Linked DNA regions of Homo sapiens: all the other regions are linked to region 3. A link is a contact called in ENCODE Hi-C or POLR2A ChIA-PET data. All regions are on one chromosome and are shown on one strand. The core of a region is the stretch at or near the end of the contact, and the rest is flanking DNA. Distances in the headings are between cores, read along the strand shown. Region 1 has its middle 140 kb from the start of RUNX1. Region 2 holds the start of LOC124905015 (a long non-coding RNA gene). Region 3 has its middle 24 kb from the start of RCAN1. Region 4 overlaps LOC105372790 (a long non-coding RNA gene).

The links. A loop is a pair of places that touch in the nucleus more often than their neighbours do. ChIA-PET counts read pairs that join two places held with the same protein, here RNA polymerase II (POLR2A). Pooled maps may share reads with other maps.
Region 1: a loop to region 3 is called in a map with no recorded cell type, with 11 times the contacts of the local background. The contact joins two enhancer-like sites. A Hi-C loop is called at or near these places in 2 of 37 single-sample maps with no recorded cell type and 2 of 50 pooled maps.
Region 2: a loop to region 3 is called in a map with no recorded cell type, with 7 times the contacts of the local background. The contact joins two enhancer-like sites. A Hi-C loop is called at or near these places in 4 of 37 single-sample maps with no recorded cell type and 2 of 50 pooled maps. POLR2A ChIA-PET finds 5 or more read pairs at or near these places in 1 of 52 experiments (Caco-2).
Region 4: a loop to region 3 is called in a map with no recorded cell type, with 18 times the contacts of the local background. The contact joins two enhancer-like sites. A Hi-C loop is called at or near these places in 8 of 37 single-sample maps with no recorded cell type and 5 of 50 pooled maps.

Annotation. Positions count from the first base shown.
Region 1 is chr21:35,185,966-35,192,819 of GRCh38, forward strand. No RefSeq gene overlaps it. Among named protein-coding and RNA genes, the nearest start is that of RUNX1, 140 kb to the left of the region's middle. Within about 2 kb of position 4,591, at least 4 of the 41 ENCODE cell types and tissues checked have a DNase peak (open chromatin) inside an H3K27ac peak, as active enhancers do.
Region 2 is chr21:35,220,421-35,227,255 of GRCh38, forward strand. It overlaps LOC124905015 (a long non-coding RNA gene), which reads right to left and starts at 6,755. Exons shown (of 2, transcript XR_007067854.1): 1 at 6,680-6,755. Within about 2 kb of position 2,236, at least 3 of the 41 ENCODE cell types and tissues checked have a DNase peak (open chromatin) inside an H3K27ac peak, as active enhancers do.
Region 3 is chr21:34,635,468-34,642,145 of GRCh38, forward strand. No RefSeq gene overlaps it. Among named protein-coding and RNA genes, the nearest start is that of RCAN1, 24 kb to the left of the region's middle. RefSeq lists enhancers at 4,792-4,991, 5,022-5,131. Within about 2 kb of position 4,889, at least 2 of the 41 ENCODE cell types and tissues checked have a DNase peak (open chromatin) inside an H3K27ac peak, as active enhancers do.
Region 4 is chr21:34,020,646-34,027,026 of GRCh38, forward strand. The region is part of intron 2 of LOC105372790 (a long non-coding RNA gene); the gene reads left to right. Among named protein-coding and RNA genes, the nearest start is that of MRPS6, 50 kb to the right of the region's middle. RefSeq lists an enhancer at 1-15. Within about 2 kb of position 2,431, at least 7 of the 41 ENCODE cell types and tissues checked have a DNase peak (open chromatin) inside an H3K27ac peak, as active enhancers do.

The DNA.
Region 1 (6,854 bases), core at 3,341-5,840, 550 kb after region 3:
CTTTGTGACTGCAGGCCAATGCTTAGGGGCAAGACAGCCATTTTGAAGCCACCAAAGGCTCTAAGGATGCTAGAAGGTGCAGAATTGTGCACACTTCACATGTGGCTACCAGCACCAGAATGGGTGAATGGCAGGGCCATGTAAATGCGAGTGTAGAATACACCAGGAATTAACCTCCTCCCTCAGTCTTTTCATGCTCCAGCTACCGGTGAAAGCCACATATAGAACTTCTAAATCTGATGCATTGTAATGCACATATCATCAATTAGATATCCCACTTAGAGTCAGGAAACTGGATAGGTCATTCTGGCCAGGATGACAGTGTTGTCTACTTGGAATCACACAACCTGTAAATAACCAGGAAGTTCAAAGAAATCAGACTAATTTTCTGGGAAGTATGACAACAACTAACATTTAATGAACACTTCCCATGTGCAAAGTGCTTTGTATGCATTATCTCCTTTGATCCTCACATCAGCCGGATGAGGTGGCTTTTATAATGCTCATTTTTTACAGGTGAGGGAACCAAGGCTTAGGAAGATTAAGTAACTTGATAAAGATCACACACTTAATAAGTGGTAGAGTCTAGATTTCATCCAAGGCAGTCTGATTTCAGAAATTCCTACTTTTAACCATTGTGTAGTCCAATCCTAACTGATGTTTGTAATCTTGAACCTGGGATATTGTAAGAGTCAGAAGTGCCTTTGGAATCACAAACATTATGCTCCACGTGGCCTTTATGTTAGATTCATTTTGTTAAACCCTAACTCAGGGATCAACACATTTTTTCTATAAAGGACCAAATAGTGAATCTTTTAAATTTTGTGGCTAAAAGCAGCTCTGTTGCATATTCTTTGTTATTTTTACAATGCTTTTTTTCTTTTTGAGATGGAGTCTTACTCTGTTGCCCAGGCTGGAGTGCACTGGCGTGCCCTCAACTCACTGCAACCTCCACTTCCCAGGTTCAAGTGATTCTCCTGCCTTAGCCTCTTGAGTAGCTGGGATTACAGGCACCACTACCACTCCCAGCTAATTTTTATATTTGAGAAGAGACAGGGTTTCACCATGTTGGCCAGGCTGGTCTCAAACTCCTGACCTCAGTTAATCTGCCTGCCTCAGCCTCCCAAAGTGCTGGAATTACAGGCGTGAGCCGCTGCGCCAGGCCCTACAATGCTTTAATAAAGGAAAAACTATGCTTATCCCATGATACCATATAAAAAAAAAGATATGGGCCAGATTTGTTCCCCAAGTCACCATTTGCCAACCTTTGGTAATTCATCAAAGCTTGATGCACTGGGTATGACATATGTGTAACCTCTCTGCCAATTATGTGATTAATCAGAATATGCCATTTACAACTATTCTGACACAGTGGTGATTTACTAAAACTAGAAGGTGAGTTTGGGTTCGTCTCTCTATAACTTCATAAATTGGTGATCTTGAGTAACCTCAATGTGGAGTCAGAGTCACATGAGGACATCTCAAATGTCTCCTTGCAGCAAGGCAGTGACCTATTCAGCCCCTGTTGTACTCCTGAAGGTGGCATCAAGTGACACTTTGTAGTATGCATGTCATTGCTCTTGACGATTTCAATTAAAAATGCCAGTGAGTTTTACTGAAATTGAAAGACTATTTACAAGCCTCCTCTTTCTCAAAAGACATCAAAACCACAGCAAAGAGTGTTGGATCCAAGATAATTTACAGAGTAATAAAGGCCCACAGAGGATGCCTTGAGTTTTTGACGTCGTGTTGTTGGAAGTCGGATCAGGAAGGGTGAAGATCCACATTACTAAGCCAGCGTGTCTATAGAACTGTGTACCAGGCACAGTGCTAAGCTTTACACATATTAATAGTTAATACAACCACTTCAGAAAGGAGGTAACAGTTTTACCCCCACTTTTCAGATGGGAAAGCCAAGGCAGAGAAAGCTAGAGGACTCATTTGAGTTTCCCCAGTGAGTAAATGATAGGTGGAAGACTGGGACCCCGGTAGATCGGCTTGAGTCCACGACCATGGCCACTATGCTGCACTGTGCTTCCATGGCCAGAAAATGGCTAGGCCTATGGAGGAAAATAACCACTGTGTGAAGAACAATATTTAATTTCTGAATGAAGTACATTAAATTAAAAGATTGATGTTATTCAAGGCAACTAGGGGATACTGGGTTCTAATTCTGCTTTTACCAATCAGCTAATTGGTCACTATGGCCAATTAGTCAAATGGAGTGTTGCGTTTGTCAGTTTTCATGTAAAAGAGAAGTGTTAGTATTTAACATAATCTTTTGTGTTAGTATGTTAAATGTTTTTAAATCATTTTGAGACCCCCTTTTCCAAGGAGTCAGTCATATGCATGCAGCCTGCCACACTCTGAGTACCAAGGCCCATGGCCTCAGGGAAAACTCTAAGCCCGGGTATTTAGTTTCATTCATTCATTCTTCAGGAGAGCAATATCTTCTCATCTGCATAATCAAAGGGTCAGACTGCATATCTCTAAGGTGTCTTCCAGTAATTATATTTTTTTTGTTTGATGACTACAAAAGGATTTACTCATTGAGGGAAGTCTTTACTTGCTGAAAAATGTCTTTACTCACTAACGAAACTTTGATTAAATAAAGCTCTAAAGATATCTATTGACTGTAGCTCTTTGCAGCATAAAGTATTTTTTCATTGACTACAAGATAAAATGTCCTTAATATTAGATCAGCATTAATAACAATCTAGCATAATAATAACCATGTAACCCTACTTTGCAAAAGACTCAGCCCTTTAGAAGGGAAAATGAATAAACTTAACTCATTCTTCTTCGAGGGCCGAGATAAAAATCTCAAGCTATCCTAGCATTAGGAGATATACCTAATGTAAATGATGAGTTAATGGGTGCAGCACACCAACATGGCACGTGTATACATACGTAACAAACCTGCACGTTGTGCACATGTACCCTAGAACTTAAAGTATAATAAAAAAAGAAAAAAAAAGAGAAAAAAAGAAATATTTTTAAAACTGTAAACTGTTAAAAAAAAAAAGAAGATGTGAACTATAAAACACACACACACACACACACACACACACAAACAAAAAAAAATCTCAAGTTATCCTTTAGATAGTCCAATCTGCTTTAAACTTTGGCCCGAGTTATTTTCACGAACATCCTCTGTTTCCAATGGAGTAGATACCATATAAGACAGAACACTACAAATCACTTTGTGTAAACTCACCAAAGAAAGGGTGGGGGGGGGGAGAAAAATCAGCACAGAGTCTGCTCTTAATTAAAACCAGCTGATGATGTACAGCGATTTGTCTGGAGCACCCTGGCTGCGCTGGTTCCCTGACAGCTGAACATTCTTTCCTGCCTGTACTGTTTGAACTATGTCCAATGGTGAAATCGTTAAACCTTTGATAACTGTAGTTTAAATGCGAGAAGGGAGCGGGGGAGCTTTCTGTTTTAAGCAAGAAAGAGAGATGAGTGTTGTATTACACAAATTAACAGTTAAAAAGTTAGTACTTATTAGATCATTTTCACTGGCTTTTGGTAGAATGCCTCTGGACATTTTCAGATTACCTATTGACACTTTTTCACGGCACAAATGTCAAAAATCTCACTTCCTCTCTTCTTCCCTAGGGGATTCTTGCTGTAGTTAGAAGGGAAATAGTATGAACCACCTGGTCTTACTCAAAGAAGCCTTGGGGATAGGTTAATTTCACAGTTGAAAGCTCCATGTGGGGGATACATTTACATATTTACTAATACAGAAAGGGCTACCAAAAGAAAAAAATCATGTGACTTCAGGAGAACTGCTCACAAACACACAAAACACTCTGTTTCATCCTTGAGTTTGACAGATGCTTGATAGGGAACAAAGAATAACCAAGCTGTTCATCTCCAAATACCAAAGTAACTTTAAAATGAATTGCTGTTCACAGTTTCTGGAAGACAAATCGGCATTACGAGGATGTAAATAATAACCTGTCTGTGTGTTCATACACACCCTAAACGTTTAAAAGATATTTTTAGGTATAAAATATTTCAAAAACACAATACCCTTTCTAAAACAGCCATCATGATATATCTGTATTATAGGAAAGTGCAGATATATACAGATAGTACGTAGTTATATTCATAGAAACATAGATGACAGATGGGTAGATAGGTAGATAGATTAATACTTAGTGTTTCAAATTATACTTGGAGCAATTTTTTTTTTTTTGAGACAGAGTCTCATTCCATCACCCAGGCTGAAGTGCAGTGGCACGATCTCAGCTCGTTGCAACTCGTGCCTCAGCCTCCCAAGTAGCTGTAATTATAGGTGCGAGTCACAGCACACTGCCCAAATTTCCTTTTTAAACTTTGGTTTCAGCATAGCCCTGTCTACTACTTGGAGGTGATTTTGGTGTTTGGATATGTTAATACATTTTTGCCAACCATGGTAGCCATGGGGTCTGGCACAATGCTGTAACCCCATTCTTTCAATAGAACGAATGCCCCTTAGGCTGTAAGTGTGGCCCCTGTTTCCTTTGAAGGGCTTTTAGAAATAGACAGAGTGTCTTTTCCCTGGGACTCTGGACTCCTGGGGCAAAGCTTTTTAAGACAGGTGTGAAAATTATCCTGGTTGATTCAGAAATGAGTCATTGTCTCCTGGCTGCTGCTACTGATCTCAAGCTAGCAAAGGTCAAATGAAGTTCTGGTTCACATAAAGACATTCTATGCTGAGTTTTAAGCATCACTGGGGAGTCTTCCAATTCATTTGATTTGGGAGAGCTCAACAACATTGCTGATGTAGTTATCTTTGTCCAGTTAAACTTTTGCCAGACAACCATGGGACTTCTGGCCCACAGGAAGGTAAGGGAAGATAGAAATTAGATTAAAAGACACCCAAGTCCAAACACAATTTCACCAGACAGGTAAATATCTTAATGCCAATTAGTTTTGACAAATATGAGACATATTTGGCTTTGTTCTATCTAGGGGTACTTTTTCATTTAATCAATCTCTCAATTAAAATTCTTTAGCATTGCTTATTTAGAGTCAAATAAATAAATATATCTGTCTGGGTATAATTCATTTAAATTAGAGCACAATGTTTGCTCTATTTGCCTTACATATTGTCATTCAGGAAACATAAGTACTCATGAAATTTTGATTTCTATTAGTTAAACTGTATAAGCATGAAGGAGTTAGTAGGGTGGTAAGCCATGTGGGTTGTCTACACTCAACGCTTTTCTACCTCCACACATCTCCTTGCTCAGAAAGCTCCCCTCCACCAGCGTCCCAAAATATCAGAGAGTAGATGTATCAGCCCCCATGCAGCTGGGCTATGAGTATTGGCTGTGGACTGGGACCTGAAGGCAGGCATCTCGAGCACTTTGGAAAAGGTTTTCTTCTCTAATTACAAAGCCCTGCCTGGAAGGACGTGTCTCCCTTCTCCGGCCAGCTGTTGCTGTGCCTACAAGTGACCTCCGTAACAATTAATTCTATCTTGTGACCTGAGGATTCTGTGCAGAACAAGAGACACAGCACAGATTTTTGATGACATCAACAAGCCATCAAATTGACCCTCTACTCACTTACCTCTGAGCTTCAATTTCTTCATCCTTAAAATGGAAAGAATAAAAGCATTTGCTTTAGGTTTTTTGATTTTTGGGGGATGTGAGAATTAAATAAAATAATGCAAATAAATCCACTTGATATTATGCCAAGGACATAAGACATGCTTGTTTTTAGCTTCTATCATTATTTTTATTACCACTTACAACTACATGATACTATGTTTTCAGAGAAATTGAAATAGTTCCTAAAAGCCTTCATATGTTCAACAAAGATCATAATGTAAGCAGGAGTAAAATATCTGTCAGTCAGTACATTTCTTACATAATCAATGCTTTTCCAGAATAATGTTTTTAAAAAACATTTTGAGGAGTAATTCTGAGAGAGACACCTGGATAGCTTATGAAACTGTTTAGTTCTCTCACATAGGATCTGCCAAATTGCTGACTTCTGCAAAAAACATTAAGAATTTAAAATTATGAATATGGAATAATAGTTTTTAAATGATAGACAAATATTTCCATATTTTATCAGCTCCTGGATTATACTGCAGTTTCACACCTGCACTATTTTAATAGGCTACCTTGTGGCCCAATGGTTTTAATATGTATTCAACCCTAAATAATCACTCATTAATCTTATATGACAACCAGATAGTAATATTTATTAATGTGCTATTGTCAATAGCAGACTTTATGCTACTTATAGTATCTGCATTTTTCCCCATAGTAAAGTTTCCTACACCCTAAACAGCTCATCTCAAAACAATGACAACCAGATATTCTTAACTTCATGAAAAATTTTATGAAATACATGTTTGTACCAAAAAGCAGTTTTAAATCCTCTCTTGAAAATAATTGGCAGAAAATTACTTAATGGAATATCATAATTTATTTTATAAATATAAATAAATGTGAGCTTGCCTAGATCACTTTGGCTTAAATACAAATATATCCATTGTTTTTAAAAAGTGTCTGTTGTAATTATTAAACCTGCTAAGGAGAGGGCAAGATACCTGTAGACTGTTAACACATCTGATGATGAAGCCAATGATAAGGATTTTAGGGGTAAAATACGACTTCAGTTTGGTTGAGTGGTTTGTTTTCTCTTTGAGCATTATACCTCCTCCCTGAAGCCCCTTCAGATCATTTTTCTAGGTCTTAGGCACCTGAGGTGGGATTAAGTACTCTCTTCACTTCCCATACAGGCTTCCAAATCATTATCCTCTATGCCCTCTAAATATCATTGCTCCACTGAGGTTAATTCTCTACATATCATCTTTTCCACTTGTTTCAATTGTCTGCTGTCTT
Region 2 (6,835 bases), core at 986-3,485, 580 kb after region 3:
AATCACATCTTCAGAGGGCTGAGAGAAAGTTGCCATCAAACTGCAAACTGACTCAAGGAAGAGAAATGTGTTCAAAAACAGCATGGGGTAGATTGGAATGTCCCAGCTCTAATCTAAGAGACATGTGTTTCTGTAGGGATGACAGACTCTGCCTCAACACATTTTGAATTATCCAGAACACTGATATTTGCAGATACATTTTGGTTCTGTAATAATGAATAAAGGCAAATTGTTCATTCAAGAGGTATTTGTTGAATAACTTTCATTTTATAGCATTGTGGAAATGTCTTTCAGCAAAATAAACATATTTTCACACAAGCAACAGCAAGAGAATCTATTACCAGCAGGTCCTCACTAATAGAACTTCTTTAGGATGTATGTTCAAAGGAAAGGAAGATGGCCCCAGAATCCAGATACAGATAAAGGATTGATGAGCAAAGAAAACACGTGGATCTCACAAATATAATGTGAAGCAAAAATGGCACTGACAGATTATTCGTTCATCAGAGAACCACGTATAAAAAGTTCAAATACTCAAACATATCTTGACTGGGGGCACATACATAGGAGGAAACCTATAAGGAAAACCAGGCAATAAATACACGAATTTCAGATCATGTTCACCTGTTGAAGGAGAAAGCAGAGAGTGTCACTGCATTTTTATGTTCTTCTGGAGCATACTCATAGATCTACCATGGACCAAGAACCACTGTGCCTGTATGACTGGCTATAGGACAAGAACAATTGCAATGAGGTGCTTGTCTTCAAGGAGCTTACTACAGTCTAGTGGGAGAGGAAAGCCATGACTCTATAGCTCAGGACATGCTGATAGCATAAATGCACACAAATCCACCCATACTTTACTTTGATATCCCTTTCTGGTTGACCCTCAACCTGAGTGCCAGACTCCCTTCAATACCCAAACATACCATATGTATCAGATGAATGAATGAATGAGTAGAGGAGTGCTTATTTTATATTCTGTATATCTTGCATATAAATCATAGGCACACATATTGTTTGGTGTATTTGAAACATTTAATAGCATAAAATATTTAAATAATCTTTCAGAATCCACCTTGAGAGTTGCGGATAATAATATATTTTGAACAGAAATTTCAAAATGTGCCTCAGTCTAATATGTATTTGTCCCTGCAAAAAGCTGGGAAGGTAAGAATGGAAGTGGAAAAGGATAAAACATGTCAATTTAGAGAAGACTTTTCCCTATCTGGCATCCCTTGAAATCAACAGTTAGATAATAGATAAACTACATGGGGAAATTTTGTACCATTTGAGGGTGTAATCTGCCACATTATTTCATGAGAAAGTTTGGTCATGTGGTCTTTGGTCATGTGGTCTTTTTTTTTTCTTTCCTTCTTTGCAGTGACCTACAGGAAGCTCAAAGCTGTGTGTTCAGCTGCTCTGGCTTTCTTCATGGTGGGGCTTAGCATTGATTCCCTCTCCTGATGGCTCCCTATGGCACTCCAAGGCTGAGACATATTTGAGGCTGGTATGTTTGGGTATGGAAGGGAGTCTGGCACTCGGGTGGAGGGTAAGCCTGAAAGGGATATTAAAGTAAAGGATGGGTACAGTTATCTGTATTTAGGCTATCAGCATGTCCTGAGCTTTACTGCCATGGCTTTTCCCTCCCACTGGACTGTAAGCTCCTTGAAGACAAGGGCCTCATTGCAATTGTTCTTCATCCTGTAGCTGGTCATGCAGGCACAGTGGTGCATGGTGTGTGGTAGATCTATAAATACATATCAAATGAATGAATGACATACCATGGACAGCTCTCTTCCTATCCTATTGCTAGAGCACATGGGCTCGCAGGCAGGTGAGTGAACACAAACATGTGTGCACCCCACACACACACACACGTACAAACTCACACATCCATCATTTACATGCAGAAGTTACATTATACTTTCATGCCACCATCTGAGAATTCCAAAGAGAATATCAGGTGAAATACGTTAAATTACTTTTGCACATGCTACAGGTCATGAGAGTATGAGTTCATGAGAAAGGAGACACTGAAACTGAATTAGCAACAGAGAGCAGAGGTTGTGCTGAAGGGAAAGCAATGTTAATGCCAGGAAGGAGTCTGGTGTTGTACGTGGGAAATTTGGGATAAACTGCATGGATTTTACAGCCTTCCAGGGAGGCAGAGTGCTGGAGTAGGTTCAGAAAGCATTTCTGAAAACCTCTTTCTTCTAGTCACCCTGCCTAATTTCCTCTGACTCTGTCCTCCCCTGGCTGCATTTCCTGTTTCTGGTTAGAACTCTGACCTAAGTTTCTTTATTTCGGAACTAAGCAGAATTACTTGTTTCAGTGAATACATTTGTGGACCACAGCAATGGGGAGAAAGGAGCCTGAGAAAAGTGTTCCTCCGGCCCTTGAGGTCAAAGACCTGTAGGAAGTGGTATGGCAATGACCTTCAGTGACAGCAAGCCCGTGATGTGACTTCAGCAAAGTGGGATGGGCCATTTTCACTCACTGAGCTTGTCAGATGACCTTTTCTTGATTCACCATTACCTGGAGAGTTTATCCAACTGCTGGGACACAGGAGATGTGAAGAAATGGGTATACTGGTTTGAAGGATAAATTTGCCTTCTAGCTGAACAGAAATCTGAGAGCTGCTGAATCACCTGCAAAATTATATCTTGTTCTGTAGTTTGTTTCCTAAGTTTCCTGGGATTTGATTAGTCAGGAAAAGACCACACCACTAGCAGGGGAAGTCCAGGAACAAGGGAGCCAATGAGTTCTGTGTCCTACTTAAATGAACCTTGAAGGTATCCAGGAGAATCCTTCCTTCTAGCTATGGAAAGATGGGAGATGGGGCAAAGTGATGCCCAGTCATGGCCAAGAAAGATCTGATGTTTCTACAAACAGCTCTCCCTTTCTTGCATATCTACCTAAACTGGAGACCCTTTTATCTTCTGCCAGCCTGCTTCAAGGCTTTTTTTTTTTTTTTTTTTTTTTTGGTGGAAATAAGTTAGGTGGGTGGGAAAGGAAGAAATGCAAAGTTGTGTCTGCCTGTGATTAATCTTCTCCAGAACACACCTGGGTCTTAGAATCACAGAGGCTTTGGATCGGAGGGGGCTGAGCCGAGCAAATTGTTCGGGAGTGGGTAGAAGGATAAGAGGTCAGGTGGGTAGATGGAGAGGGCCTCATGGAGGGACTTCCCCATAAATGCAGCTCCTGCATCCACAGTCCTTTCAAATGTGCTGTGCTTCACTAAGATCAAATGCATGGGAACTGGGCAGTTTTCCAACTTGTCCTTAATTGTACTCTTGCTAGCATGGCTTTATTAGTGGGTTCTAAGTGTTGTGAATGCCAAGAAAATCGGACATCATAGAATAAAGGCTATATTTTACAACCAAATATTAAGCATACCTTTCATGTATTACTGTTTCCCAGTGGACTGCAACATTTTTACATCTATTATTACATTTATCCTCACTACCTCCGTATGAATTATGCAGGGACTTATGCTCATTTTTCACATAACTAAACTGCAAATCAGAGAGGTTAAGTAATTTGCTCCAGGTCACACAGCTACTAAGTGAAAGAATCAGGACAAGTATTCAGATCTTCTTTTTACACTAGCAGTTTGGTTCTGTCCATCCACTACTGATGGAGATTTAACTATGATACGGTTACAAGAAAACAAATAATTTCCTCATTGACAATTTTTCCTGAAGGGCTCTCTTCCCAATACAATTCCCTTCTCAATACAGTTGACCAGTATTTAAATGAGTCAATATCCCCGAAAGTTGAAAATATCAGAAATTCTGGATTGTTAAAAAAAAAATACGTCTTCTGGATAATTCTCGGGAAATGCTGTAGAAAGAGATCTGTTTTTGTCATACTCTCTGGGACAGTCGGTTCAAGTCTCTGCTTTCTTTAGGGCCAGTCCATCCATTAGAGAAGCAAATCAAGTTCTAGAGAGGGTGGTACATTGTCCAAACTTATGAAAGACTCTACTCAAAGGTGGACATGGAACTGTGACCCAGAAACCGTGAGTCCTGTCACCCCTTCTTGCGAATGTGATGTAGGCTGGGTCCTTTTGGAAGCCAAATGCTTCCAAGAACTCGTTGGCTTTATTTATTAAAGAAGTTCTGGGCTGGGCACAGTGGCTCACGCCTGTAATCCCAGCACTTTAGGAAACTAAGGGCGGGGGGGGGGGCGGATCACAAGGTGAGAAGTTCAAGACCAGCCTGACCAACATGGCAAAACCCTGTCTCTACTAAAAATACAAAAATCAGCCAGGCATGGTGGTGTGCACCTATAATCTCAGCTACTCAGGAGGCTGAGGCAGGAGAATCACTTGAACCCGGGAGGTGGAGGTTGCAGTGAACTGGGATTGAGCCACTGCACTCCAGCCTGGGAGACAGAGCGAGACTCTGTCTCTAAAAAAAAAAAAAAAAAAAAAAAAAAAAGAAAGAAAAAAAAGGAAAGTTCTGGCCTGGGGCTCAGGTGTGATGTTTTCACAAAAGAAATACATAATCTACAAGCCCAGGAAGTCACATTCGCCCTCCTTTATGTACCCTCCATGAAAATGAGAGCTTGTCTGATTGGACCAGCTCATTGCCATTTAGGGGAGTCTGAAAGACGAGCACACCTGGGTGGTGATGGCTATGGAAGTTTATGCTTCTAAAATTAAGGATCAGTAAGTAAACGCCCTTTAAATGCAGTCTATCTGTGCGATGGTTCTGAAGTATTATAAAATTCTGATGCCTCATTTCATGTCAGTCTTGGGAAAATGTTCTCTCGTATATTATTGTTTGGTGTGCAAACAATTAAATATATTGGAAGGCAAAATTAAGCAATTTCCATAAAACCTTAAATATGCCTATCTTTTGAGCCAGGAATTCCTTCTTTAAGAATTTATAAGCACAGAGAGGTCCACTCAAGGATGCTTATTTTAGTAGCGTTTATAACAGTCAACAATTAATATTCAAGTAACAACTTGTATGTCAATCAGTGGGCAATGGGATGGATAAATTGCTGTCCAGTTACGTAGTAGAATATTTTTTGGTTAATAAAGAAAAAGAGATAGAACTTCTAGTACTACTATGAAGTTGTCTCTACCATACGTAAGGCAGAAAGAGCAAATTACAGGATAACTTGTATGTTATATTTTTATTTTGTGGAAAAGAGAAAAACGTGCATACACCTTTAAGACTTCACGTGCATGGATAATGGACTAGAAGGAGATATATGAAGTTTTGAACACTTGTCAGCTCTTTGGGGAGAGAATGGGAAGAGGACATGTTTGTCTTTTTTCCTCTTATACGCAGTCTAGTATTTTTCAGTTGTTTTGTATTGCGCAAGTACTACTTTCATCACTTGAAATATCAATACATATTTAAGGAAGAAATAGCCAACATGTATGTTGGGCTTGCTGTATGCGACGCAGAATGCTAAATATCTTACATGCATGATCTCACAGGTTACTCACAGTGGCTCTGAGGGGCAGGTGGTAGTATCAGCCCATCTTACAAAAGAGAAAAGTAAGAATCAGAAAGACTAAATAACTTGCCCCAGGTTACACAGCTAGTGAAGGCAGAATGGTCTCCGGAGAAGAGGACTCATGCACTTAACCCCTGGCTCTGCTGCTCTTCAAGGCGGTGGCCTGCACCCAGCCATCTATGAGGGGCCATTAAAGATTCTGAGTGTGGGGCCAGCAGATGGGATTTGCTCCAGTGAGGAGGGGCTGGAGCTCTTTCTAAGTGACATGGTATTACACTATGCTGAGTGGATTTTGTCCCCAGCTGCTGCTCTGGGGGTGATTCTTTGCATGGGCCTGCAATTCAGCGATGAGAAAACTAAGAAAAAGGTTCCCCTGAGTCTCTCTGGACTTTCACTTAGGGGGAAAAGTAATCCGTACAAAATAATGACTTCCTGACCCCAGTTCCTGGAGAAAGCCGAGAGACAGCTTCTGCTGAACTCAGAAGTGCTGTTTTCCTACGTGAACTGGGGTAAAGGTACTGACCAGAGAGAAGCTGCCCTCTGGGCACTGGCATCTCTTCTGGGAACAGGGTTTTGGCCCTTCTGCAAGTGGCCACAGAGATCGGGTTACAGCAGTGCTGAGCTGGAGTAAAGTCCAGGCCTGGGGTCAAGCAAGGCCTGAGAACTGTTCGGGAACTGACTCACCCCAAAGCCCTCAGCCGAAGAGGCAGGTCCCAGAGCCCACTCTGCTCACCTCTCAGAGTGAGGGGCTTCGGCAACACCAGTCCTGCCCACTTCAGGGAACAGTGTAAAAACAAGGGAGGCTTGAGAATTCAAAAGTTCTGGTAAAACTATGTATGGGACCTCTTCCTTAGCCAGGTGCATAACCCTGCTGATCTAGACTTTTTAAAAATATCCCAAATTCCCTCTGCCTGGAGTGCTTTCTTCAATCTAACTATACCTGGGCATTTCTTCCCCATGGGCTAAGATTCAAAACAAGTGTGGCTTCCTCCCTGAAGGTAAATCCACATCCCGGCCTAGCAGGGGCCCCTCTGCTGGCTCTGAGAGCATTGTGTGTGACCCCCCCAAGTCCTCCTTAAACTCCCCACTTCAAGGATGTTGTTTCTTTTCACATCTCACTCTTCCACCCAACCACGAGCTAGAGAAAGACATTGGGACTCCTCCCCGGCACAGGGTGGCACGGTTGATAGCTGTGACCTACCTGAACTGTAGACAGCCCCTCTCCGCCTGAGGAAGAACAGGGGCTAACCACCATGTCTGGGTTTCATGTAGGGTTTGTCTTTCACCGGTGAGGGTAAAGCTTTTGAAAGAGATCCTAGAGAGAATGAAAGGAGGGGCCTGGGAGTGAGAGGAGAAA
Region 3 (6,678 bases), core at 3,639-6,138:
ATGGACCGCCATTGTTCCATGGTGGCACAACATGGTGGAGCCCTCTTGTGGGGGAGTGTGGAACACCCTCAGAGTTGCCCACCCAAAGGGTAAGGAGGCAGGGGTGTGTGTCTGTCCTCCCACTCCCATTGAGGTCTGTTGCTGGTGTCATTAAGTATGCAGCACTTCCAGCCTGTCCCCCAGGGAAGCTGAAACAGCCTTCAGGGGAATCCAACGTACCTGCAGCAGGACCTCCAAGGCTTGTGAGAGCAGAGGGGATTCAGGGATTCTGTGGGGCACCCACAGCATCTCTGCATGCAGCTCACAGTGCCCATGAGATCTGAACATGCATTTATCTTGTGTAAGATAAGGCTATTTCCCTTGTAGTTGGTGCAAAAGTCATTGTGGTTCTTACCATTAAAGGTAATGGCAAAAAACTTTTTTTTTTTTTTTTTCTTTTTTGACAAAATTTTGCCCTGTCACCCAGGCTGGACTGCAACCTCCACCTCTCACATTCAAGTGATTCTCCTGTCTCAGCCTCCCGAGTAGCTGGGATTCCAGGCATGCACTACCATGCTTGGCTAATTTTTTGTATTTTTAGTAGAGATGGGGTTTCACCATGTTGGCCAGGCTGGTCTCGAACTCCTGACCTCAAGTGATCCACCCGCCTTGGCCTCTCAAAGTGCTGGGATTACAGGCATGAGCCACTGTGCCCGGTCAGCAAAAACCTTTTAATATTTAAAAACATTAAAGTTTTCACCTTTAATGGTAAAAACTGCTATTACTTTTGTACCAAACTAATATTTCCCGGTTTTTGAACTGAAAATCCTGTCTTCTTGAAACACTCCCCTCAGTCCGGGCAAACTAGAATGGTTGTTCACCCTGTCTGGTACTGACTCTTGCAGTAGACAAAGATGAGATGATTTACAAGGTGGCATTTAAAGTTTGCAACTCTGCCAGCAGCACTGGGGGCTGGCTTGTCTACACTGTTTCAGGGTGTATAGATTGATAGTAACATCTGCTTTAACCAGTTACACAGCCTCATCTGCCTCTAAAAGATCCCTCTGCAGAGTTGCAAAAGCTCCCTTTCGATCAAGGTAATGTGCACACATTTGGTGGGTCATTCTGAAGACCGAGTTCACGCTGTGCAAATGAGAAAGGACAGCGAGGGTTTGTGCCTAAGTTTTCTAGCCTCTCTTAGGTTGCCTCCATTCTCTTTTCCTGACGTGCTCTATCCCTCACCTTTATTAAAGCTGTAGATGAGTGCACCTGTGGCATACCTTTGAGTCCTTCCAATGATTCCATCCTAGAAGGATCTGCTCTAGCCTGATCACTCACCCCTTCCTTTGCAAACTCCTCAAACACCCTAGAAATAGGGCATTTCTAGCTCTATTGACTTGCTTGTGTTTGGAATCATGCCAGGATCTCTCCTCGCTCTGAACCTTGGCATTACCCTTAGATTCCCAAATGTCTCGTTTGGCCCCTTAAGGCTTATAATGGTGCCCCTCTTCTGTGCTCTCAGAGCTCTTGGTGCTTGTCCTCCACTAGCATTTACCAGCCTGTGCTGGACTTGCCTGCTTTCTGGCTTGAACCCTCCGGGACTGTCTTAATCTGCTTAGGCTGCCATAACAAAGTACCACCGACTGGTGGCTTCAACAACAGAAATGTATTTTCCCACAGCTCTGGAGACTGGAATTCTGAGATCATGGGACTAGCGTGGCTCCATTCCTGGTGAAGACTCTTCCTGGCTTGCAGACAGCTGCCTTCTTGAGGTATCCTCCAGTGCAGTTCCATTGTGTGTGTGTGCAGAGAAAGAGGGCCCTGGTGTCTGCTTCTCTTCTAATATGGTCACCAATCCTATCAATTTAGGATCTCACCCCATAACCCTGTTTAGCTTTACCTCCTAAAACCATAGCTCTAAATATAGTCACATTGGAGGTTAGGGCTTCAGCATATGAATTTGAGAAAGGGGACACAACTCAGCCCATAGCATAGACTGTAAGCTCCCTGAGGGCACGGACTGTGCGGCATTCATCATTGAACTCCCGGTGCAATAATTGGCAATAAACATTTGCCGAGTAAATGAATGAATAAACTGATGAGGATGTCAGAGTCTTGCTGCACTCTTCACAACACCCCTCTGAGGTGAGTGAGACCTCATCCATTCACTGCAACCTTCTTCTGCTTTTTCCTCTCTACAGAGCTGAAGAGACAGAAACTATTTCCCAGCCTGCCTTGCAAACAGGGCTCCACATATGATTTGGAAGCTGCTGATTAGGTGCAGCCATGAGAGAGCTGACTTTGGAACTGAATTAAGTGCGAAGGGAGTGGCAGTAAGGGTCATATATATTTTTGTTGGTGCAGATCTAGTCGGTGTGGAGGGGCCATGGGGGTAAACATTGTCATGGTAGCCCCTGATCTCCATCACAGTTGAGGTGTTACATCACTGGAAGCAAAGGTTGATTCAGAGGTCCTGGGGCTGTGCCACTTCCTGATTCTAGAGTTTTGTGCTTGAGTTAAAAGAGGTGGCTTCCCTGGTGGGTTAGTCCTGCAGTATTGTTTTATGAGTCTTTCCTGCAGGCCTCTTCTCTAGCCTGCTTCTTTGACCCATGTGAAGGTTTTGTGAGCACACTACTCCTATATGAAATCCATTTCTGCTTAAAATAGTTAGAGTGGTTCCTGTGACTGCAAGGGAACCTTGCCTGAAACAGATGGAACTATCAAGCCCATCATACAGATGCATACCTGAAAAAATGAATGGCTACTCAAGGTCATAGAGGTTGTGATGTCTCAGCTGGTGTTTGAACCCAGGTATGACCTCAGTGAAGATGAGGAAGGTTGGTCCACAAAAATGGCATTGTATCTGGACCAAAGTTGAGAACAGGATAAACTGGTAAAGGGAAGACAGAACAGTGTGGGGATGGGAACACTAAGAGAGTAGATGGGCTGGGTTCAGTGACTCACGCCTGTAATTCCAGCCCTTTGGGAGGCCAGAGGATCACTTCAGCCCAGGAGTTTGCGACTAGCCTGGGCAACATAGTGAAACCCCCTTTTTATTTAAAAAAATAAAAAGGAGGAGAGAGGTGGAGCAAGATGGCAGAATAGAAGGCTCCACCCATCATCCACCCAGCAAGGCACCAATTTAACAACTATCTCCACACACATAAAAAAACACCTTTGTTAGAGCCCAGAATCAGGTGAGCACTCACAGTACCTGGTTTAAAAAACAAAAAAATTAGCTGGGTGTGGTGGTGCGCACTTGTGGTCTCAGCTGCTTGGGAGGCTGACATGGGAGGATCCCTTGAGCCCAGGAGTTTGAGGTTAGAGTGAGCTGTGGTCGTGCCTTTGCATTCCAGCCTGGGCAACAACGAGAGACCCTGTTTCAAAACCAAAAGGGAGAATGGATTACCACAGGGGCTCGACATGATCAAGTCAGTTTAGTAGGAACGACATGTGAGGCATGGCCCGGTCACAGGCATGAAGGTTCAGAATATAGCCTGGAGTACACATGTATCCCTCTGGGCCAGGCAGAGGCTTCACATCTTGGTGAAAGGCCTGGTCGCACTTTCTCTGGGTTTCAGATGGACTGTTAATGCAAAGTTGTTTTTGTGTTTTTGCAAATCCCAGGAGCTGGTGGATGGGGATGGTGTGACCCTGTTGGAACCTGCTGGCTGGCAGCCCTCCTTCAGAGAGACACCGTTTGGAAATTACCAGAGGCCTAGAGCACCAACCCCTCCCCAGACCTTGGAAGAATTCACCATGATCCCCTGGTAGGTTCAAGTCCACAGAGGATGGATTCTGAAGGGGAACATGCAAACCCATCAGCACCAACCCAGAGCTGTTGTAATAAGTCATCACTCCTGGGGCAGGGAGACTTGACTCTTCCCCTGATGATTAGGAGTTTTGTTGTCTTTTGATGTTCCCAGGCCAGATGCCACAGTTAAATTAGCAAAAGAACTCAAATAACCCTGAATAGAAGAAAGAGGAGACTCTCGTTATGATGCACCAATGATTGGTAAAGGTGACTTCCCACAGTGCTGTTTTGTTACAGGGCAATTTGCCAGGGTTGTTGAGGCCACCATGTTACTCCCAGCACTACAGTGAGATATATATATGTACTTACTGGAAGATCTGCAATAGTGTAAGATGTACTATTGCCTCTTTGAGCTTTTGGACAGATGTGTGGCTTTAAGAACTGTTGTGCACCCTGCGCCAGACAGCCAACTCATCGGAGACCCCGAGGAAACAGTCAGTCAATTGGTAAAGGTGACCATACATATCCTTATTCCCATGGGAATTCAGGTGCTTGGTTTATCAGAGTAGATTGTCACTAAAAATGTCCAAACTCTCTGATCATCTTTTTTTTTCACCCTCACCACCCCCATGTTGATTTCAGACTTCTAGTCTCTGGAACTGCAAGATAATAAATTTCTGTTTTTTAAAAAAATTGTGGCAAAATATATATAATATTTATCATTTTAACCATTTGTAAGCATCCAATCCGGTGGCATTAAATACATTCCCAGTGTTGTGTAACCATCATCACTATCTGTACCTAAAATATTTTCCCCCATTGTTAACTCTGTACTCATTAAACAACAGCTCTGCCTCTCCACCCCGCCAACCCCTGCCCCTAGTAACTTCTATTCTACTTTCTATCTCTATGAATTTGACTATTCTAGGTCCCTCATATAAGTGCAGTTACAAGACATTTGTCTTTCTGTGCCTGGCTTATTTCACTTAGCACAATATTTTCAAAGCTCATCCATGCTGCAGCATGTATCAGAATTTCATTCCTCTTGATGGCTAAACAATGTTCCATCGCATGTGCATACTACATTTTGTTATCCATTTAACTGTTAATGGACACTGGGGTTGTTTTTACCTTTTGGCTATCGTGAATAATGTTGTCACAGACGTTGGTGTGAAAATACTGGTTTGAGTTTCACTTTCAGTTCTTTTGGATATATACTCAGAATTAGAGTTGCTGAGTCATAGGATAATTCTATGTTTAATTTTTTGACGAACCACCAAACTTTTCTACAGCAGTTGCACTGTTTAATATTCTATTTTATTTTTCTTTTCTTAAGCAAAAAAGGGAATATGTTGGGCTCATGTAACAGAAAAGTTTGGGGTGGAACCAATATAGCTTGCTTCAGGAGTCTCTTAATCTCTCTGATCTCTCTCCATCTCGTCCCTGCCCCCTCCCACTGCATGCCTTTCTCAGGCTCCACGTGGTGACGAGATGGTTGCAGCAGCTCACACAACCTGTTCTATTCAAGTTCATGTCCATTGACTCTGTGAGATCATTGGAGAAACTTTAGGGTTCTGGCTTACTAGAAGGGTGACTAGATTCTGGATGGCAAAGAGGACAGTTGTCCCCTACACCTTTCCCACTCCTTTAAATTTCCCCCACCTCAGGACAGCTTCAGCCTCTCCAGCCCAGCTCCATGTCCATAAACCTTCTGGTGTTCAGGAACTCAACTTCTCCATCACTTTTAATTCTTCCTTCTTGCTTGAACTGCACATCCAATCAGTTCCACTGCCCTGCCAATTCTTGCTTTGAAAATAGTTTTTCCTCTGAGTCACTTCCATGGAAAGCATTCATGATTCAGGTCCGCGTAAAGTGGTTACTACAAGTGCCTCAGATGCTGGCAGTGATAATGCATCCTGGGAGGTCTACACTGGTAAAATCGTCACCTAACAGGGGGACGGGCTGTCTGTAGAAGTCTCTAAGATGGGTTGGTCCCTTTGAGGCTGGAAATTAAAAAAAAATAAAATTTAAAAAAAAGTTTTCCTGTATTAGGCTGACTTGTCCCAGAGGCAGCAACAGGCACAGCCCAGACCCAGGAAAGGTCCTAATAATGTTATCTAATGTGCTCTGAAGACTCTCCCAGCACTCCCTCAACATAGAAAAAAAAATTTCCTTTGTTTTATGAAATGAGTTTGTAGGTTCCTCTTCTCTGTAACTAGTGACTTCAAGTATTCTGTTTTCTCTAAGAAGTACAACAAAGGTCATAAGAAGCTTGAGTAGGCCCAAACTACAGCTGCCTGGGCACCATAGTAAAGGTTATAGGATAAGCCCATGCCCAGGCAAAACTAGATAACGGACATCTGGGTTGCTTGGCAACGGTCATGTGCAATCCTGTCTTTGTCCTGCCTCAGTATCCCTGCTTTCATGCCACTGTAAGCTTACTTCAAGCTAGCCCACCCCCTTTTGTAAAGTGTGTATAAAAGTCAGGTGCTGTCTTTGTTCTGGGCCCAGTCTTTTGGACGTTGAGTCAGCTGGGCCCGAGTACACTCAGTAAAAACTCTCCTGTTTCAACCTGAGGTCTCTCTCGTCCTCCTGAATCCTGCACCACCTTCTCCAGATTAATGTAAGCTTGGTCTTAGGAAGTCTCAGTGGACCTACTGAACTTAGGAGAAACCTGTGGCTTAGGCAATATTTAGAACAGCTGAAGAAAGATCAAGGGAACAGCATGGAGTCTAGAATTTTTTTAAAAAGGGAGAAGGTCAGAAAGTGTTGGACACAGCATCTCAGCACCCAGGGCCATTGAGGCTGGCACTGTGTTTTCTGACTTCTCTCATAATCGATGATAAATGCCTCTTTGTACCCCTAGTCCATGTTTTCCAAGAAACCTACTGATTATGAATTGACTTCCCAGATACCTGGATGGCAGAAAAGCAGTGCCTTGGGTG
Region 4 (6,381 bases), core at 1,181-3,680, 620 kb before region 3:
CAATAACTGGTGATAACATCTGTCTTTAAACTTGTGAACCACTTGTAGAGATGTATTTCAGAAGGGAACTAAGGCTTCCGGTTTTAGGGCAGTTTCTTCCAAAATCATTGAAGTTGCTTTCTTACTCAATCCTGGCTACAGGTTTGAATTGTGCAACAAAATGTATCCCCCAACAGACTACTGTACAAATTATGCCCTCCATTGGGAGGTGAATTTTTTTCCCCTGTCAAAGTTACTTAACTTAAAAAAATTGGGATTTGATGTATTTCTCTTTCAAAATCAGATAAAGCCATCAATTTTATGTACATTTGGCCAGCTCTCAAGAGTGGGACAGGGGTATTCTAGAGAGGAAGCATTCTCTGCTCAGTAAGGCATGTTTTCGATTTTCTGGTTGTGGGGTAAAATTAATGATATCTTTCCTTCTGTATTAATCAACTCAGATTGCCGTAAGAAGATACTATAGATTGTGTGGCTAAACCAACAGACATGCATTTTTCACAGTTCTGGAGGCAGGAAGGTGAAGGTGCCAGCTGATTGGCTTCCAAGTAAGGCCTCTCTTCCTGACTTGCAGATGGCCGCCTTCTCGCTGTGTCCTCACATGGCCTTTCCTTAGTTTGTGCATATAGCAGGGCTGGGGTGGGAGTTGGGAGTGAGGGAGAGAGAGAGGAATTTCTCTTCCTCCTCTTATAAGGCAACCAATTCTATTGGGTTAGGGCCCCACCCTTCTGACCTCATTTAACCTTAATTATCTCCTAAATGCCCTATCTCCAGATACAATCTCACTGTGGGGATTGAGGCTTCAACATATAAATTTTGAGGACAACACAATTCAATCCCTCTCCTGGGACCCTGAGAACCATCCCATGTGACCTGATACTGTGAAAGTTTGCAAGCTGACTGCAAATATTGTTCAATCTGGTTTTGAGACCATGATTAACATGCTTCCATGTAGGAAGATCCCAAACTCTATTCTTTAGTTTCAAGTCCTTGCACACATGAGGAAAAAATTGTGTGCATTGTGCAGCAGTTAGTAGTTTTTCTGAATATTCCATACAGTAATAATAGCTTTGCTTAAAAGGTACCAGACACCCTACTACACCTTTTGTATCTCTAAGCATTTTGTATTATCTTTTAATCCTTTTCACAACCTTGTGACAGATGAAACAGTTATTATTATTCCCAGTTTATGGATGAAGAAACTCAGGTTTAGATAAGCTAGGTAACTTGCTCAAGAGAACACAACTAGGAAATGACTCAATTCAGGTTTGAACCCAGCACTGTGTAATTCCAAGGTATTCTCCTAACCACACTCCGTGTCTCCCAGTTGTTGATGAAACGTATACTTCCAAATACTTCATTCCACAATCATCAGGAATGATGGTTCAGCTTAATGCTTTAAAATTAACCTCTGGCTGAGAAGAAGTTAATTCAGTTTGGTTTAGTTCTTGCTTTTATTCAGATTTATCTTATCCATGTATTTTGGTTAGTAACCATTGAGGCAAAGGGATATTGCTCTGAAAAGCCACTCCTAACTTAAAACATTTTGCTTTTATTAGAATGTCAAAAAGGTTTTTGGTAAAAGACACTTCTAAAAAAAATCAGTGGAGAATGGTAATGGTGCCATTTCCCATTCTGTAATTTATTTTAATGACTGTCTTCTCTCATCTGTGTCGAGAGTGTCCTAAGGCAATTTTATGGGTTTTTTTAATTAAAAATTTTGCTCACTTTTCAGAAACCAAAAGAGAAAACTATCACAGAAAATGTTTTTCTCTTCTGTTTGTTCTGTGTTTCAAGTACTATGTTTCTATCATGATTAAAGTCATTTTTTTTTTGTCAAAGAAGTCCAGCTGTTTGAACCATCTGAACCGGAAGAGTGGAAAGGAATTGAGGTGTTTCTCCCTCCTTCTAGAAAGTTAAGGGTAGCAGAATTTGAACACCACAAGCCTCAGAGAGAAGTGACAGAGGTGAGGACAGATGACCTAATTGGTTATTCCTAGTTATTAGAATTAGGCGGCTTATCTCTTTTTTCCTAAATGTTTATACCTATGGGAGAATTTTCCAGCTTCCTGGGAACACAATTTTTTTTCTTTCTCGAGAGAGATAAGTGTGTTTACTCTCTGCAGTATCTATTCAACTGCAAGGAAGTATTGCAGGGCAGAAGCAAGCTCTTCAATACAAAGCAGCTCATTTCAAAGCATCCAGGCTTACTTTTGTTGTCTGTGCCTATTCATCCTATAAACTGCTCTTCATCAAAATAGTTAACTCTCCCCTGTTCTGCCCCCATCCACTCTTGAGAATGAGGGGATGGCAGGAAACCATCAATACAAAAATCTATGTGGCAACAACAACCATTTGGCCTGTTGAGAGGTGCTTATGCAGAAAGAAACACAAGAAAACAAAGAGGAAGTGTGTGAACTTCTGACCCTCTTTGCCACATGCCATTTGGTGGGTGGGTGGCATGAGCAAGCATCCTGCAGTGGGTGTTTTTATGGGACCAAGTGACAAAGAGCCAAACAGGGTGAGAACTCATGAGTAGCAAGTGGAAAACTACCAAGAGCTGTCCCATCACTCCTGCAACAAACTTCACCTCGCTCAAGGGAGGGTAGCTGAGGCTCCCTTCTCCAAATCCTGCAAGACACAGGCACTCTGATGGGGCCAGCTCTTCACTGCATGGGAGGGCTTTTGTTGAACAGTGAGTTTCTGTGCCCCGCTCCCTTTTTGGCCCCTTTTGCCCAAGTGGAGTGACACTTTATCAATTGGGGGGGCAGGCAACGAATAGAGGATATTAATGATTGCTAACGGACCCCCATCTGCTGTTCCGCCTGCAGCTTTTATGAAACCCACATTTTAAAATTAACACATGGAAAAGACAGTCTTAGCTCAAAAGTGTCAGCTAGGAAAGGAATTCAATTGATCCCCACTCTGTAGTTGTCTGAGTGGATCTGCTAAATGTGGACTTGCAGGAGGGCAAGAATTGTTCTGAAAACTGATATGAGAACACAGGCCAGCCTGTGCAGTGGCTACATCAAGGAATTCCAGAAGGTTTTACCTTTGGATTTAAATGTTGGCTTTAGCATTTGGTGGAAGTTTTCTGGGGAGATGAGAATATGATAACTCAGGGAGGAACAGTAAAAATTGGCTGAGGACGGCTAATGCCCTGGGGTTAGTGGTTTGCGTTTTCTTAGAACATGCAGGAAGGCAGGGGGCTTTTCTAGAAAGCACTCTGGGTCTGAAGATGTGAGAGCTGTGATTGAGCTGGGTTTAGCCTTTATTGTGACACTCTGGGCAAGAAACTTAACTTTTCTGAGTGTCTGTTAAAAGGTGACAATAAGACCCACATCTCTCAAACGAGACAGTGGGTGAGAAAGTGATTTGTAACACAGGACATTACAATAAATACTACATAAATTTTTTGTATAATAAAACTTGTAAATAATGTAGGCTGTCAATGCATCCGTTTGTTCAAGGAACATATATCTACAAGGAGCTGTTGATATACAATAAATAACAGACTCAGTCTCTGTCCTCACAAAGTTTACAGTTGACACTCACACGCAAACACAAAAGTCCTTTAAAGTGCGGTAAGTGCTATGATGGGTAAATAAAGGCTTCATAGAAGTTTATAAAGATGACGCCTACCCTGGTCTTGGGAAATTTCCAGGAGGCTTCCAGGAGGGAGTAATGTTCAAGCCAGGCTTAAATGCCATCTCCTCGGTGAGGACTCTCATGTACTGCTTAGTTAAAAACTTAACCCCTTACCCTCCTGTTTTATTTTTCTTTAAAGCACTAGCGCTATCTGATGCACTCCCTGTATTCACTTGCTGATAGTTTGTGTCTGTCTCTCTTAACCAAAGTGGAAGCTCATGAAGTGAGATATTTTTCTGTTTTGTTTTCTACCGCATCCTCTGCGCCTAGGATAGGTTATGACACATAGCAGGCACTCAAGATATGTTTGTGGAATAAATGAATATAAAATGTAAGTGTGATTTGGGCAGCCAGGAGAGCTGGAAATAATATTCCAGGAGCAGAAAACCATAAGCAAAGACCAGGAGGCCAAGTGTAGGTGGCTTGGTTTGGCTGGAGTATTAACATGTGAGGGTGGAATATGGAGAGATCAGACTGGGGAAGTAGGTAAGGCCAGATGGTGAAGGGTCTTGTAAGCCAAGTTCAAGGGCTTGGACCTTATTCTGAGGGTTGTAAGGACAGTTGAAGTATTTAATATGGAAGTGATAAGATCTGAGTTTCCACACAGCTTGGGACAGGGAGACCATGGGGAAGCTTCTTTCCTAGTCGAGGAGCAAGACAATGATGACCTGAACTAGGACTATGGCAATGGGGAGAGGGATTAGAAGGGATTGGAAGGGACAGGCCCTGACAGTTGATTGGCAGTGGGGAATGAAGGTGAGGGAAGCTCAGTGATCGGGTGGAGGCAATTCAAGTGACCTCATGGGTGGTGGTCCATTCATGGACATGGGGAAGACAGCAGCAGAAGCAAGTTTGGGATGAAGATGATGAGTTTTCAGTGTGGAACTTTTAGCTGAGTATGTTTTGTGAGCGTTTCTGTGTGAGTCAGTCTAGAAATGGCAACTGAAGCCATAGATGTTTGGAATTTTCCAGCTAAGAGAGAAAAGGAGTAGGCTTAGGAAAAGCCCCAGAAGACACTAATGGCAGAAGGATGGACAGAAGGAGAGAAGCCCAAGAAGGAATGTGGGAAAAAGATTTCGAGGGGGTCTAAGGAGGACCAGGAATAGATGGTATCGCAAGGAGAGAAGGGCTTGCCAGGTCAAGTTAGATATAAAAGTGTTATGGGTTTAAAATGTGTCCCCCAAAACGAAATGTGGAAGTTCTAATCTCTGGTACCTGTGACCTCATTTAGAGGTCATGAATTTGCAGATATAATCAAGTAAAGATGAGGTCATGCTAGATTAGGGTGGGCCCTAATCTTATAAAAAGAGGGAAATTTGGACACGGAGACACAAGCAAGGCAATGTGAAGACAGAGGCAGAGTTTGGCATGATGCCACCATAACCCGAGGAAAGCCAAGGAAGGAGGGCAACCACCAGGACTAGGAAGAGGCAGGGAAGTCTCCCTCCCGAGAGCCTTCAGAGGGAGCGTGGCCTTGTCAACACCATGATTTTAGACTTCTGGCCCCCAAACTGTGAGACAATATGTTTCTGCTGTTTCAAGCTACCTGGTTTGTGGTAATCTGTTATAGCAGTCCTACAAAACTAATACAGGAAGGGAAAGTATCCACAGATGTAGCAACAAGGAAGTCATAAGAAACCGTGGTAAAACTAGCTTCAGTCTAGCAGTGAGGGAGACTCAGACTGGAGAGGGTGGTAAAGCTAATGACAGGGGGAGAAATGGAGACCAGGTCTAAGCAAGTCTCCCCAAGCCTGGCTACGCAGGGAGAGAGAGAAGTCTACAGTAGCTAGAAGATGTCAATGAAATCTATCGAACGATCTACCAAATGATCTATCTATCTATCATCTATCTATCTATCTATCTATCTATCTATCTATCTATCTATCTATCATCTATCTATCTTGAGATTTTTTTTTTTTTTTTGAGACAGAGTCTCACTCTGTTTCCCAGGCTGGAGTGCAGTGGTGTGATGTCAGCTCACTGCAACCTTCTCCACCTCCCGGGTTCAAGCAATTCTCATGCCTCAGCCTCGTGAGTAGCTGGGAATTACAGGCACACACCACCTTGCCCAGCTAATTTTTTGTATTTTAGTAGAGACGGGGTTTCACCATGTTGCCCAGGCTGGTCTCAAACTCCTGAGCTCAGGCAATCTGCCCACCTCGGCCTCCTAAAGTGCTAGGATTACAGGTATGAGCCACCATGCCCAGCCCTCTCCTCTATCGATATCTATCTATCTATCTATCTATCTATCTATCTATCTATCTATCTATCTTCTATTTATATCTATCTATCTATCTATCTTCTATTTATATCTATCTATCTATCTATCTATCTATCTATCTATCTATCTATCTATCTATCTTCTATTTATATCTATCTATCTATCTTCTATTTATATCTATCTATCTATCTATCTATCTAATCTATCTATCTACCTACCTATGTATCTATAATCTATCTATCTATCCATCCCTCTAACTACCTACCTATTTTAAGTAACTAATTAACATATCCATCACCTTACATAGTTACTATTTGTGTCTGTTTTTAAGTGGTGAGAACACTTAATGATCAACTCTCTTAGCAAATTTAGCATATTCAATACAGTATTACTCACTATAGTCACTATGCTGCACATTAGCTCCCCAGAATGCACTGCTCCTCTATAACTGGAACTTTGTACCCTTTGACCAATATTTCTCCATTTCTCCCACTGCCCCCTCAGCCCCTGACAAC